Linked DNA regions of Homo sapiens: regions 1, 3 and 4 are each linked to region 2. A link is a contact called in ENCODE Hi-C or POLR2A ChIA-PET data. All regions are on one chromosome and are shown on one strand. The core of a region is the stretch at or near the end of the contact, and the rest is flanking DNA. Distances in the headings are between cores, read along the strand shown.

Region 1 (2,809 bases), core at 104-2,603, 100 kb before region 2:
GGGAGAGATTTAGAGGTGACAGTGAGAGAGAGAGTGGGCTCCTCATGTTTGTTTTGTTTTATTTTGTTTTTGAGACAGGGTTTGCCTCTGTCACCTGGGCTGCTGGAGTGCAGTGGCAAAATCATAGTTTGCTATAGCCTTAGCCTTCCAGGTTCAAGTGATCCTCTCATGTAGCTGGGACCACAGGCGAACACCACCACACCTGGCTAATTTTTTGTATTTTTTGTAGAGATGGGGGTCTCACTATGTTGTCCAAGCTGGTCTCAAACTTCTGGGCTCGAGCAATCCATCTGCCTCAGCCTCCCAAAGTGCTGGGATTGCAGGCATGAGCCACTATGCACACTTCTTAAACTAGATGAGAACACCATGGAGGGGAGAGTGTGCCTATGGAGTGAGTGTGTGTGAGGAGTGCATGTAAGGGGTGTGCTCATGAGTGTGTGTGCCCCACACATGCAGGCTGCTCATTCATTCATTTAATACGTGCCAGTTGCACAGGGAAAGGTGAACACATCCTGACCTGGTCCTCGTCCTCATGGAGCGTGGAATCCAGTGGATCCAGTGGAGGAGAAAGAAACAAGAAAACAAAATAAAACACATCCCAAAAGCTAGAGTGCGAGGCAGCTAGGGCGGGAGTGGGGAATAATGAGGGCCGGTGGGGAGAGCCTGCTGGATAGGTGGGTGTCTGATGGCCCTCTCAGAGCAGAGCATGGATGGTGGGCATCTGCTGAGCCTGGACCACCCAACTCCCTTTCCTCACAGGCCTTTAGTTTCTTTTGGGGAGGAACTGCCTCTTCTCTGCTGGACAGAGTCTACCAGGCTCCCTCTGCCCTGCCCTGCCATAGGGTGGACATGTGACCCACCTAGCCAGTAAGATTGTCCACTCCTCTAATTCATGGGCAGAAGGACAAGGACAGTCAGAGTCTCCCGGCTGCCTCCTGCCACGCATTCCTGCTCCCCACCCCCAATCTATGCGCTTGCCCTTCCCGCCTTTTGGCCCTCAGGAGCTGTCTTGGTTCCTGCCCTTGCCCAGGCCTGTTTTTCCAGCCTTCCCACCAATTTTCTGAGCTCCTGTGGGTGTGCCTATCTTGTGTGGGTTTGGTTTTGGCTTTTAAATGAGCAAAGGCAGAATGAGGGTGCCATGAGCACAGATGAGGCTTTTGGGAAACGCCCCCCTTCCATTGCACTGTTGGAAGGGAGTGTAGAGGCTGCTGTGTTTCCTGGGGCCGGCCACCTTGACACCGTGCCTGCATGCACGCAGCCCCCCAGCACGCTTCTTCACCAGCCAGCCTGAGTGCAGGGCCCTGGCCAGCCTTGCCGGGAGGAAATGCCAGCCCCGTTTCTTTAAGCCTCAGTCAGCCTCCCCAGGGACTCTTGACTGCCCTAATGCTTCCTCCTAGGCCTTGTCAGTGGTGCAGGCCTGGTCTGCCCAGAGCAGCAGGGCCTCCGGCAGGGGCCTGTGACTCAGGGCTCAGTCAGGCGGAGGCAGGATGTCAGTGCCATTCACTGGGCCACGAGGAATCTCACTCTTCTATTTATAGGCAGCGCAACTGCTGGCCCAGCCTGGCCAGAGGAAGTGGCTGCCACTGCCAGCGAGTCAGGAGCTACGATGAGGGAGGCATGGCGCTGCTCCCTCTGCCTGCTGGGGGGGATTTCCAGGTTAGGACCAGCTCTTCCACTGCAGAATGGTCAAGGCTGGGACAGGCCGGAACAATGAGCTCATGTGGCTTCATGACCCATCAACTGAGCAACAGGGTGGTGGACATGGGGTGGCTTGGTCTGTCATGAGCCTAGAAGGGAGGGCAGGATGGGGACCTCCCTGACCCTGCAGGGGGAAGAGGTAAGGTAAAGGCAGTGCCCAGAGCCTGGCATCCTGAAGTTTGGCCCCAGACAACTCACCCCACTCTTCCTGCATTGGGGTCCCAACTTCATCTGTCAGAGACCCCTGTCCCCACCTGCCATCTTGCCCCACACCAAGACGGCTGCTTGTGCTTAGGAAGCTAACACTGGATACCTACTGAGAGGTGAGCCCTGTCACATCCATTCCTGCATCCAGTCTCACAACAGCTACACAACATAAGCCCATTTAGCAAAAGTCAAAACTGAGGTCGAGAGTGGTTAAGGCACTTGCCTGGTTTTGGGTGTGTGCACAAATGTGCCCTCTATGCATAAGTGTTGTAAAATGTGATCTACCTTCCCATCACAGAGGAGCTGTGAGGGGAACTGAGATGGCTTTGGCCATTGTGAATCTGTTGCCATCTCTGTTGGAGTGCCCGTCTACATGGTTGACCTCTGTCCTCAGTTGAGTGTGCATGAAGCATGAAGGATTCTTGTGTTTGTTTCCTGCCCTGGACAAGGTGTCCCTGGAGGTCAGGAAGGGAGTCTTGCTCCTCCTGTGACCCTAGACCCCAGCTTGGATGGAGCTTGGCACCAAGCAAGTGCTCAGTAGACTACCTACCGCATGGGCCCGCAGAGTCTCCCCATCCTCAGACGTGGCCTCTTGCAGGCAGCAGCCCTACTGGATGCTCTGCTGCATTGGGTCTGCACAAGGGGCAGGTACTCAAAGAATGAGGATGGGGGGACACTTCTTCCCGAGAGGCTGCCTGACGGGGAACCCCAGGCCTTCAGTCCTCATGTCAGGTGAGAACCAATTTCTTGAACAGGAGGCCTTTCCGACTGAGTCCGCTGGGGCCAGTTCAGAGGAGACCAGCCTGGGGCCACAGTGGATATTGCAGATCTGCCCTCCTGTGACTGCCGGCTGGTCTACCATGTGTGCTGCTACCAAGGGGCAGGTTACCCCTCTCACCCCACC
Region 2 (2,833 bases), core at 23-2,522:
ACTCCAGCCTGGGCAACAGAGGGAGACTCCCTCTCAAAACAAACAAACAAACAAACAAACAAAAAACAACCAAACCAACAACACACACACACACACACACACACACATATACACACAGCATTCACATGAGCATAATGTTCAAATTTCCATTATCTCAACTGGTCCTCCAACCAGCCCATGGTGGACACACGGAATCATCCCATTTGACATATGTGAAAACTGAAGCTGAGAGATTTTGTCAGGAACTGAGGCATCTGAGTGCTACAGGGTTCTGCTGAGAGTAAACTGAAATCTTGTTCTCTGACCAATCCTGCCAAGAGACCAAGGAGAAGGAAATCACAGAAGACAGTCCAGGACGAGTCATTCATTCATTCATTCTGCATTTATGTGTTGACCACCTACTATGAGCAGACCCTGTTCAAGGCAGAGATTTAGAGGCAGAAAGACAACAATCCCTGGCTTCAAGCTGGGGAGACAGACGAGAAAACAGATGGTGACTCAATACTTCTGTAAGTGCCAGGGAAGCCCAGAGGCCTTGGTGCAAGGATGCTGGGATGGGAGGGGCTGCACTGCTAGGAAAGGAAGCTTGAGGTGCAGCGCTACACCCCTGAACATGAGCAATATCTTCCCCATTCTGGTGCTCTTATCAGGACAGGGCAGCCAGACACCAAGACACCTGTGGGTGTCCTGCCGACCCAGACAGCCCCGTCAACAGACCTTGTGCTGTCCACTTTCTCTGCAACCTCAATAGCAAGCCCCGGCCAGACACTGCCAATGGGCTGAGGTCTGGGGACAGAACCTGGACCCAGCATGAGTCAGGCTCAAGACAGTCTCATCCTTGCTAGCAGCTCTGCGTGACCCGGGCCACTCAACTCACACCCCTGAGCCTTGATTTCTTCATCTGTCCAGTGGGGTCAGGCCTACCCCTATAAGCCACCAGGAGAATGAAATGGGGTCATGTCCATGGCAGGGCTTTTTCAGCCGTGAATCTCTTTACGAAGAGCAGAGGCTTTTTGTCCAAGGCTCCTGGTGCATTCCCAGCACTGAAGTTCGGGACAGTCCTCGCCTCCCGACAAAGGCAGTGGATGAGTTAATTCTTAAGCTCTTCAGCCCGTGGAGAGCAGAGGCAGAGCAAAGGGCAGGCCTAGAGGCCTCTTTTGGAAATGACAAGATCCATTTAGCAATCAATTAGCACAGTCCCCAGGCTCCGGGCCTGCACACTCGGCAGAAAGAATGCGTCCTGCTGCACTGATTAGAAACAGATGCGCTGGCAAACAGAGCTGGCCGAGCAGGGCCGGAATTCCTGGGCACCCAGCTCCTGGCTGGGAGACGGGATTTGTTATTACATTCTGGGCACCGACACAGGGAGGGAGGCCAAGGAAACCAAGCTAAGAGAGCAGCCTGCCTGGAGAATGTCTACCTTTGAGAAGATTCAGAGGCAGGAGGGGGAAGAATGTTGACTCTGTTAGAAATAATCTGGGATAAAATTAGTTCAGCCAAATACAGAATATGACTTTTGACCAACAGATGCTAAAATTCCAAATGTGACAAGGCCGACAGATGAGGAAATGAGTGACTTGGGAGCTTGGCAAGTGGCAGGAGGCCTGAAATCTCTGGTGTCTTGGAAAATGACGCCCCCATTGCCAACCTCATTTACAGAGCTATTGTGTACAGGGCCCCGCAGCAAGCCCTTCGTGTGCTATCTCATTTATTGATCACAGCCACCCTCTTATTTCACCCATTTTGCAGATGAGAAAACTGAGTCACACATAGGTCCAGCAACTTGCCTAAAATTGCACGGCTAGTAAGTAGCAGATCCAGCGCTTAAAGCCAGCTGTCTGACTTGAGAGGCCCCTCTCTTGGCCATGATGGTATTAATTCCTCTTCTTTCAATTCATTCCTTCTCCCTTAACAAATGAAAGGGCAGCTTTGAGCTCCTCTACCACAGTCTCGAAGCACTGCAGGAAAGGTCCACTGCAGTGTCCCTAACAGTGGTCAGCAACCTCGGTTATACTCTCCCAGTGACGAGGGGCTCACTGTCTCTTAAGGCTATGCTGCCTCTAATCTTGGACAGTTTGCAAGGTTGGCCAGTCTTTCTTCTATTAAGCCAAAAGTTGGGTCCCTGCAAGCTTGAGGCGTCCCCCAGCAGTGCTGCTTCTGCCCTCCAGATTCCCTTAGAAGGCAACTAATTCTTTTTCCCTAGGACCATACCAGGCCATAAGGATGGCCCTATCTTTATTTTTTTAAGCAGAATAGCCTCTGTTTGAGCAGCTGCTGCCAGCACGGGCAGCTGTGGTGCTCTCATCTCATCACCGACACATTCCCCTGACACCTTCCAACCCATCGATGTCCCTGGTGGGTCCGGGCATGGACGTGAGGGTCAACCAGGTCTCCCATCTCCCAGCAGCACAAAATGGAACAGCCTTTAAAATATTATTTTAATATGGTTTGTTTGCCATTACAAGAAAGATACATTCTCACTAAAGGAAACGTAGAAAATGCAGTGAGCAGAGCAAAAGTGCCTCCCCAGAGAAAGAAAAATCACCCATGATTCCACCTCCAGCCTTTTTTGCTATGCTTCATTTTTAACCTTGCTTCGTTTATTCTATAGCTACACATCGCATCCTACCCCAAAACTGGAGAGACAGACAGGAGTACACAGAAAATCACAACTTAGCAGGACAGAAAACCTGAGCAGAAACCACTGTGGGAACCAGTATTGGGGCAGGAAAACCTGAACCGTAACTGGTAATTGCTGGAGTCTCAGCGTGGACGAGTCTGAGAGTAAAACCCCGAGGGAGCCCAGTTGCAGGCGAGCCCTCACTCTTGTGTG
Region 3 (3,074 bases), core at 194-2,693, 130 kb before region 2:
CTTTTCTTTGTTCCTGGTAATGAAGCAGGCAGACAGGGGTTGGCTTTAAATGCTATTTTTTCTACATTTTCATCAGTCATATTAGTAGCTGTTCTTTGGCAGAAAAAAAAATCTGGTGATCAGGATTAATTCAGAACCTATTTACTGTGAGCCTTGTATGTGCTTTCTCTGTGCCAGGTGGCAATGAAGACCGTCTGTCAGGGGGATCGGGGGGATGTCCTGTCAAGACCCAGGGGATGAAGTCAGGACCCAGCTTTTGCATTTTGTAACTGTGGTTGATGCAGGCCCACCATCCTTTGTCCAAAATTCTGGATACGCAAGAAAACTGGATACTGAACGTTGTTTTTGCCGCTAATTGAATGGGAAGACCTGACCCAAACTGACAGACTATTGGAGTCCATATTTATCCTGGGGAGTGTGAATACTCATGGGTTTCCCTGCAGAGATATTAATGTTTGATTATGGGTGCTGCCTTGCTGGGGTGTTACATAATATGTGGCATAGGCACCACATTCCCTTTCTAAAACTTGAAAAGTTCTGGAACACATGGCCTGAAGGTTTGGAGTAAGAGACCCTGCCCTGGAGTAGCGTCCACTTAAGACTACAGCAGCCGTGTGCTCAGAGTCCCTGCTCTGCCAGGGCCCGTTTCCACTTCAGCCATAGGAGGAGCCTGAAGGCAGATTGAGAGTCCAGCTGACCAGTGGGTGAGATGCCCAAACAGCTGTACCGCCACCAGGGCAGGTGACTTGGCTGCCCCATGACCCTCAGAGGCCTTCCCTCACCAGGTGCCAAGCAAAGATTGTTCAGAAGCAGATTCTGTTCTGCTGTCATTGTGAATACATCAATGAATGAGTACATCTATGTTCTAATAAAACTTTATGAGGGCCAGGTGCGGTGGCTCACACCTGTAATTCCAGCACTTTGGGAGGCCGAGATGGGCAGATCACTGAAGGTCCAGAGTTTGAGACCAGCCTGGCCAACATGGTGAAACCCTGTCTTTATTAAAAATACAAAAAGTAGCTGGACATGATGGCGGGTGCCTGTAATCTCAGCTATTTGGGAGGCTGAGGCAGGAGAATCACTTGAACCCAGGAGGTGGAGGTTGCAGTGAGCTGAGTTTGTGCCGCCGCACTCCAGCCTGGGTGACAGAGTGAGACTCTGTCTCAAAAAAAAAAAAAAAACCCAAAAAACAAAACTTTATGAAAACAGATGGTGGGCTGGGATGGCCCTTTGGCCAGAGTTTGCTGATGCCTTGTCAAAACGATAAATGCATCCTTAAACATACTGTTTTCTTCCACAGACTTTAGCCCTGCCATCTGCCTGCCTGGTCTGCTTGTCTTGTTCCCCACCCCTGGCCAAGTGGAGTTGCCTTAAAGAGATAAAAGTTGTGCCTCTAGTGTCAGTACCCACCCCTTGCTTGGCTCCTCCAGATGGTCTGGAAACATAGATGGAAAGCAGGCGCTGCCCTCACCGACCTGGCCTCGGTAGCAGGAGTGTGTTTTTGTGTGGACAACTGCAGTTGGGCCCAGGTCCAGCCTTGCTGACGGCTACTCACTTGGGCCTCCACCCACTGATGAATTTTGGGGGCAGAGCCAAGCCCCAAGATATGTTGGCTGGCAGCCTGGGGCCAGGCAGGGCTGCTGTTGTGGGAGCCCAGTCCCAGGTGGGTTTGTGAGGTGTACGGGGAGTGAGGGGTTGAGAATGAGTGTTTTCAGAGCTGATGTGTTCTTAGCAAAAGAATTTCTGGCAGAGAGAGGTTGATTATCGTAAACCCAGCGGCTCTGATGGATGAGTTTCAGGTCTCCTGGCTTGTTCATTCCCAGCCTCGGAATGTCCAGCAAGGGCGGGGCCAGCCTGCGAGGCCAAGACCTCTTTTCACTGCATCAGAAGTTTAAATCCAGTTGAGCCCTCTGACTTGCACCTCTGTAGTGGTCTGGCCTGGGGAAGACTGGCTGGGGTGGACAGAAGGAGGGCGGGACCCTCAGAGCCCACTCTTCTAGTCTGTGTGCTGGAATCACCCCTGTCCTCCCCAACCTCCAACCCCGTCAAGCTGCACCAAGGATGTTTGGCCTCTGACTCAAAGAAGGCCTGGCCTTTCCAGGCTGCAGGGCCAGATCCTCTCAGCCAGCCCCTGCAGCAGGCCCCAGCATCCCAGAGAGGCAGCGGGTCCCTGTATGTGCTCAGCACCTTCTCTCTGTAGGCGGTTTCTCTCCCAAGACATTTGAGACTTTTGCCCTCTGCCTGGTCACCTTCTTTCCTAGCCAGGATAGGGCTGGTGGATGGTTTTGTTTTTTTTTTTCCTTAAAGCCAATTCCAAACAAGGGCTGATATTTAGTTGGCCTTTCTTTTTCTTCTCTCATGGTTTTGTGGGTTGCTGGCACTTTAGGGACTCTGTTCAGAGTGGAGCCTCCTTACTCTACAGCTCGCTGGTAAGCCCTGGTGGCCCATCAGCCCACAGAAGGGGGCACTCACTCAGGTGAGTATGAATATTCACACTCCCCAGGATAAATATAGACTCGAAATAATAGTTTCTAGTCAGTTTGGGTCAGATTTTCCCACTCAGTGACAAAAACAACTTTCATTATCCAGAGTTTTGTTTGAGTTGAGAATTTTGAATAAAGGGTGGTGGGTCTGCATCAACCACAGTTACAATATGCAAGAGCTGGGTCGTGACTTCATCCCTTTGGTCTTGGTGGGACATCACCCTGACCGGTCCCATTGCCACCTGGCACATGATGCACCTCAGTCGTCAGCGTGTGCCCAGCCCAGGGCCATGCAGAGTGAGCACTCAGGGAAGGCGCATGGAACTGGACTGGGTGGCTGGTGTGTTTGGTGATAGGTTAGCTCTGCTGTCAAAGCCAAGCCCAGGTGGGTCACTGTCACATACCCAGCACGGTGTGAGGAGCTCCTCCAGCCACTCTCAGGGGCAGCTCTCCTGACCCTGCCTCCTTGATTTTGGACCAGGCGCTTTTGTTTCTGGGCCAAGCACCTGCCTGTAGCAATGGGTGTGGGGACTTGGGTTTTGCTTTGCTAGTGGAGAATATGGCTGGGATCTGGGTTAGGGCAGAAAGCTC
Region 4 (2,839 bases), core at 260-2,759, 110 kb after region 2:
ATTCATTTGTTATACTTGGGGAGGGGAGGCTCTCGGAATAAGTCAACAGAAATAGAGTGTGAAGTTAGCAAATTCAAGGTAAAGATCCAGAAGAAACTATAGAAAACTAAAGAAACAGAGAAAATAAGAGAGAAAGTTCAACATATTTATTTTTTGTGACCACAAAGTGAGAAGCCTAGAATAGCCTGAAACACAGAGAAATTTAACCAAATAGGCATAGGACTAAAATGCTAAAACTAAAAACTAAAATGGCATAATGCCCTACATCTGGTAGCCCTGGCAACAGGCCTCCCACCTTAGAGTATGATGTTATAATGAGAAAAAAACACGTGCAAATAAAGTAAATAGTCATTCCACGGCTGTGGAGAGAATTGGATTTGATGAATGTCAAGTCTTCGCACATTTCCAGGCCCCCACTAAAGGAGAATCAATCAGCAACAGTTCTATTCCCATTTTCAGATGGAAAATCTCAGCCTCATATGAGTGAAGGAACATTGCCATTTGCTATCAAAGACAGATCTTGATCCTATTTTTTTCAACCCCAAATTCCAAGCCTTTGGCTCATCTGAAGGTTTGGGTGGGAGTGTGAGGAGGACTAAATACAGTGGACCTGTATTTTAAAAATCAATATAGTCTGGATGCGGTAGCTCACGCCTGTAATCCCAACACCTTGGGAGGCCGAGGTTGGGCGGATCACCTGAGGTTGGAAGTTCGAGACCAGCCTGACCAACATGGTGAAACCCTGTCTCTACTAAAAATACAAAATTAGCCGGCTGTGGTGGTGCATGCCCATAATCCCAGCTACTTGGGAGGCTGAGGCAGGAGAATCACCTGAACCCAAGAGGTAGAGGTTGCGGTGAGCCCAGATCTCACCATTGTACTCCAGCCTGGGCAACAAGAGCAAAACTCCATCTCAAAAATAATTAATTTAATTTAATTAAAAAATCAATATTATTTTACTGAGAACAAGACTGTGTGCCTCTACTCCATGGAAGTAACTATGGCAGGCACTGCAGATTGGAACAAGATGAGCGGGAACCCCCTGTCCTCAGGGCAGTGGTGTCGCCAATGAAATGGGCCTGATGCCATGTTTATAGCGTGAGCTGCTTTCATTTCTCCTTCCGTCAGGGGAACAGGTTTGGCTAAGCCAGCGATTCTCAGCCTGGGCTGCACCTTGTTTTGTTTGTTTGTTTTTGAGTCCGAGTCTCACTCTGTCGCCCACGCTAGAGTGCAGTGGCGTGATCTTGGCTCACTGCAAGCTCCGCCTCCTGAGTTCACGCCATTCTCCTGCCTCAGCCTCCGGAGTAGCTGGGACTACAGACGCCTGCCACCACGCCCGGCTAATTTTTTGTATTTTTAGTAGAGACGGGGTTTCACCTTGTTAGCCAGGATGCTCTCGATCTCCTGACCTCGTGATCCGCCCACCTTGGCCTCCCAAAATGCTGGGATTACAGGCGTGAGCCACCTCGCCTGGCCGGGCTGCACCTTGTTAGCTCCTGGTCTGACTTAAGTGGTCAGGCATGCAGCCAGGGCATTAGTGAATGGGCAGCCAAGTGAAGCAGCCCCAACCTAAGCTGAGATAAGCTCTTGGGCCAACTGGGGCATGGAAGGGAGGAGGGAGTGTGGGGACTTTTGTATCAGGGAAGTAAATGGGCCTTCCAGGAGAATGGCCAGGGCTGTGGTCTCTGTGGCTGTAGATACAAGCCCCAGGGAACTGACAGAAGGAGGAGCGGGGAGCCCTGCCTCTCAGCAGGCACCTGCAGAAGTCACAGCCACAACCTCAAACATCAGGCTGCTCTCAGGGTGAAAATGCTTCCCGCAGCCTAAGATAGGTCCTTTATTGTCAGAACCAGGAAGCCAGGTGTGGTAGCTCACACCTGTAATCCCAACACTTTGGGAGGCCAAGGTGGAAAGGGGTGGTTGCGGGGGAAGTGGGTAGCACTTGAGGCCAGGAGTTCAAGACCAGCCTGGGCAATATAGTGAGACCTCATGTCTACAAAAAATAAGCAAAATTAGCCAGGTGTGGTGATGTGTGCCTGTAGTCTCAGCTACTCAGGATGCTGAGGTGGGAGGATCACTTGAGCCCAGGAAGCGGCAACTGTAGTGAGCTATAATCGCGCCACCACACTCCAGCCTAGGCGGCAGAGTGAGACCTTGTATCAAAAAGAAATCAAAAACAAAACAAAAAATAACTAGGGCTACATGGAAAGGAAAAGACTCCAGTGAATACACACTTGACTACAACCAGAGTGGCCTTCCTGACCATGGGAGGTGAGATGCACAACTACCACTGCTACCTAGAAACAGTCTATTGCAGGGGTCCCCACCCCACCCCTGCCATCATACCGGGTGCACAGCAGGCAGTAAGCGTCAGGCAAGCAAGCCAGCGAAGCTTCATCTGTATTCCCAGCTGCTCCCCATGGGTCGCATTACTGTTTGAGCTTTGCCTCCTGTCAGATCAGTGGTGGCATTAGATTCTCATAGGAGTGTGAACCCTACTGTAAACTGCACGTGTGCCGGATCTAGGTTGCTCGCTTCTTATGAGAATCTAATGCCTGATGATCTGTCACTGTCTCCCATCACCTCCAGATGGGACCATCCAGTTGCAAGAAAACAAGTGCACAATTGGCTGGGCACAGTGGCTCACGCCTGTAATCCCAGTACTTTGGGAAACTGAGGCAGGTGGATCACGAGGTTAGGAATTCGAGACAAGCCTGTCCAAGACGGTGAAACCCCGTCTCTACTGAAAAATACAAAAATTAGCCGGGTGCGGTGGTGGGTGCCTGTAATCCCAGCTACTCTGGAGGCTAAGGCAGGAGAATTGCTTGAACCCAGGAGG

The links. A loop is a pair of places that touch in the nucleus more often than their neighbours do. ChIA-PET counts read pairs that join two places held with the same protein, here RNA polymerase II (POLR2A). Pooled maps may share reads with other maps.
Region 1: a map of cardiac septum shows a loop between it and region 2 (8-fold over the local background). The contact joins two enhancer-like sites. A Hi-C loop is called at or near these places in 9 of 168 maps with a recorded cell type or tissue (CD14-positive monocyte, aorta, ascending aorta and 4 more) and 10 of 50 pooled maps. POLR2A ChIA-PET finds 5 or more read pairs at or near these places in 4 of 52 experiments (AG04449, AG04450, OCI-LY7 and 1 more).
Region 3: a loop to region 2 is called in a map of heart left ventricle, with 4 times the contacts of the local background. The contact joins the promoter of MIR365BHG here to the enhancer-like site in region 2. A Hi-C loop is called at or near these places in 27 of 168 maps with a recorded cell type or tissue (CD14-positive monocyte, Caco-2, Right ventricle myocardium inferior and 12 more) and 16 of 50 pooled maps. POLR2A ChIA-PET finds 5 or more read pairs at or near these places in 6 of 52 experiments (AG04449, BJ, IMR-90 and 3 more).
Region 4: a pooled map of left cardiac atrium shows a loop between it and region 2 (1.8-fold over the local background). The contact joins two enhancer-like sites. A Hi-C loop is called at or near these places in 2 of 168 maps with a recorded cell type or tissue (IMR-90 and posterior cingulate gyrus) and 3 of 50 pooled maps. POLR2A ChIA-PET finds 5 or more read pairs at or near these places in 3 of 52 experiments (CD8-positive, alpha-beta memory T cell, K562 and WTC11).

The regions. Positions count from the first base shown.
Region 1 is chr17:31,595,343-31,598,151 of GRCh38, forward strand. No RefSeq gene overlaps it. Among named protein-coding and RNA genes, the nearest start is that of MIR365B, 21 kb to the left of the region's middle. RefSeq lists enhancers at 393-1,259, 1,260-2,124, 1,308-1,447, 2,320-2,809. Within about 2 kb of position 1,354, at least 27 of the 41 ENCODE cell types and tissues checked have a DNase peak (open chromatin) inside an H3K27ac peak, as active enhancers do; they include ascending aorta, heart left ventricle and heart right ventricle, where a contact is called at or near this core.
Region 2 is chr17:31,695,144-31,697,976 of GRCh38, forward strand. No RefSeq gene overlaps it. Among named protein-coding and RNA genes, the nearest start is that of MIR365B, 120 kb to the left of the region's middle. RefSeq lists an enhancer at 736-1,236. Within about 2 kb of position 1,273, at least 15 of the 41 ENCODE cell types and tissues checked have a DNase peak (open chromatin) inside an H3K27ac peak, as active enhancers do; they include ascending aorta, heart left ventricle, heart right ventricle and 1 more, where a contact is called at or near this core.
Region 3 is chr17:31,569,699-31,572,772 of GRCh38, forward strand. MIR365BHG (MIR365B and MIR4725 host gene) reads left to right here and starts at 1,444. Exons shown (of 3, transcript NR_186556.1): 1 at 1,444-1,663; 2 at 2,387-2,476.
Region 4 is chr17:31,804,107-31,806,945 of GRCh38, forward strand. No RefSeq gene overlaps it. Among named protein-coding and RNA genes, the nearest start is that of COPRS, 54 kb to the right of the region's middle. Within about 2 kb of position 1,510, at least 5 of the 41 ENCODE cell types and tissues checked have a DNase peak (open chromatin) inside an H3K27ac peak, as active enhancers do.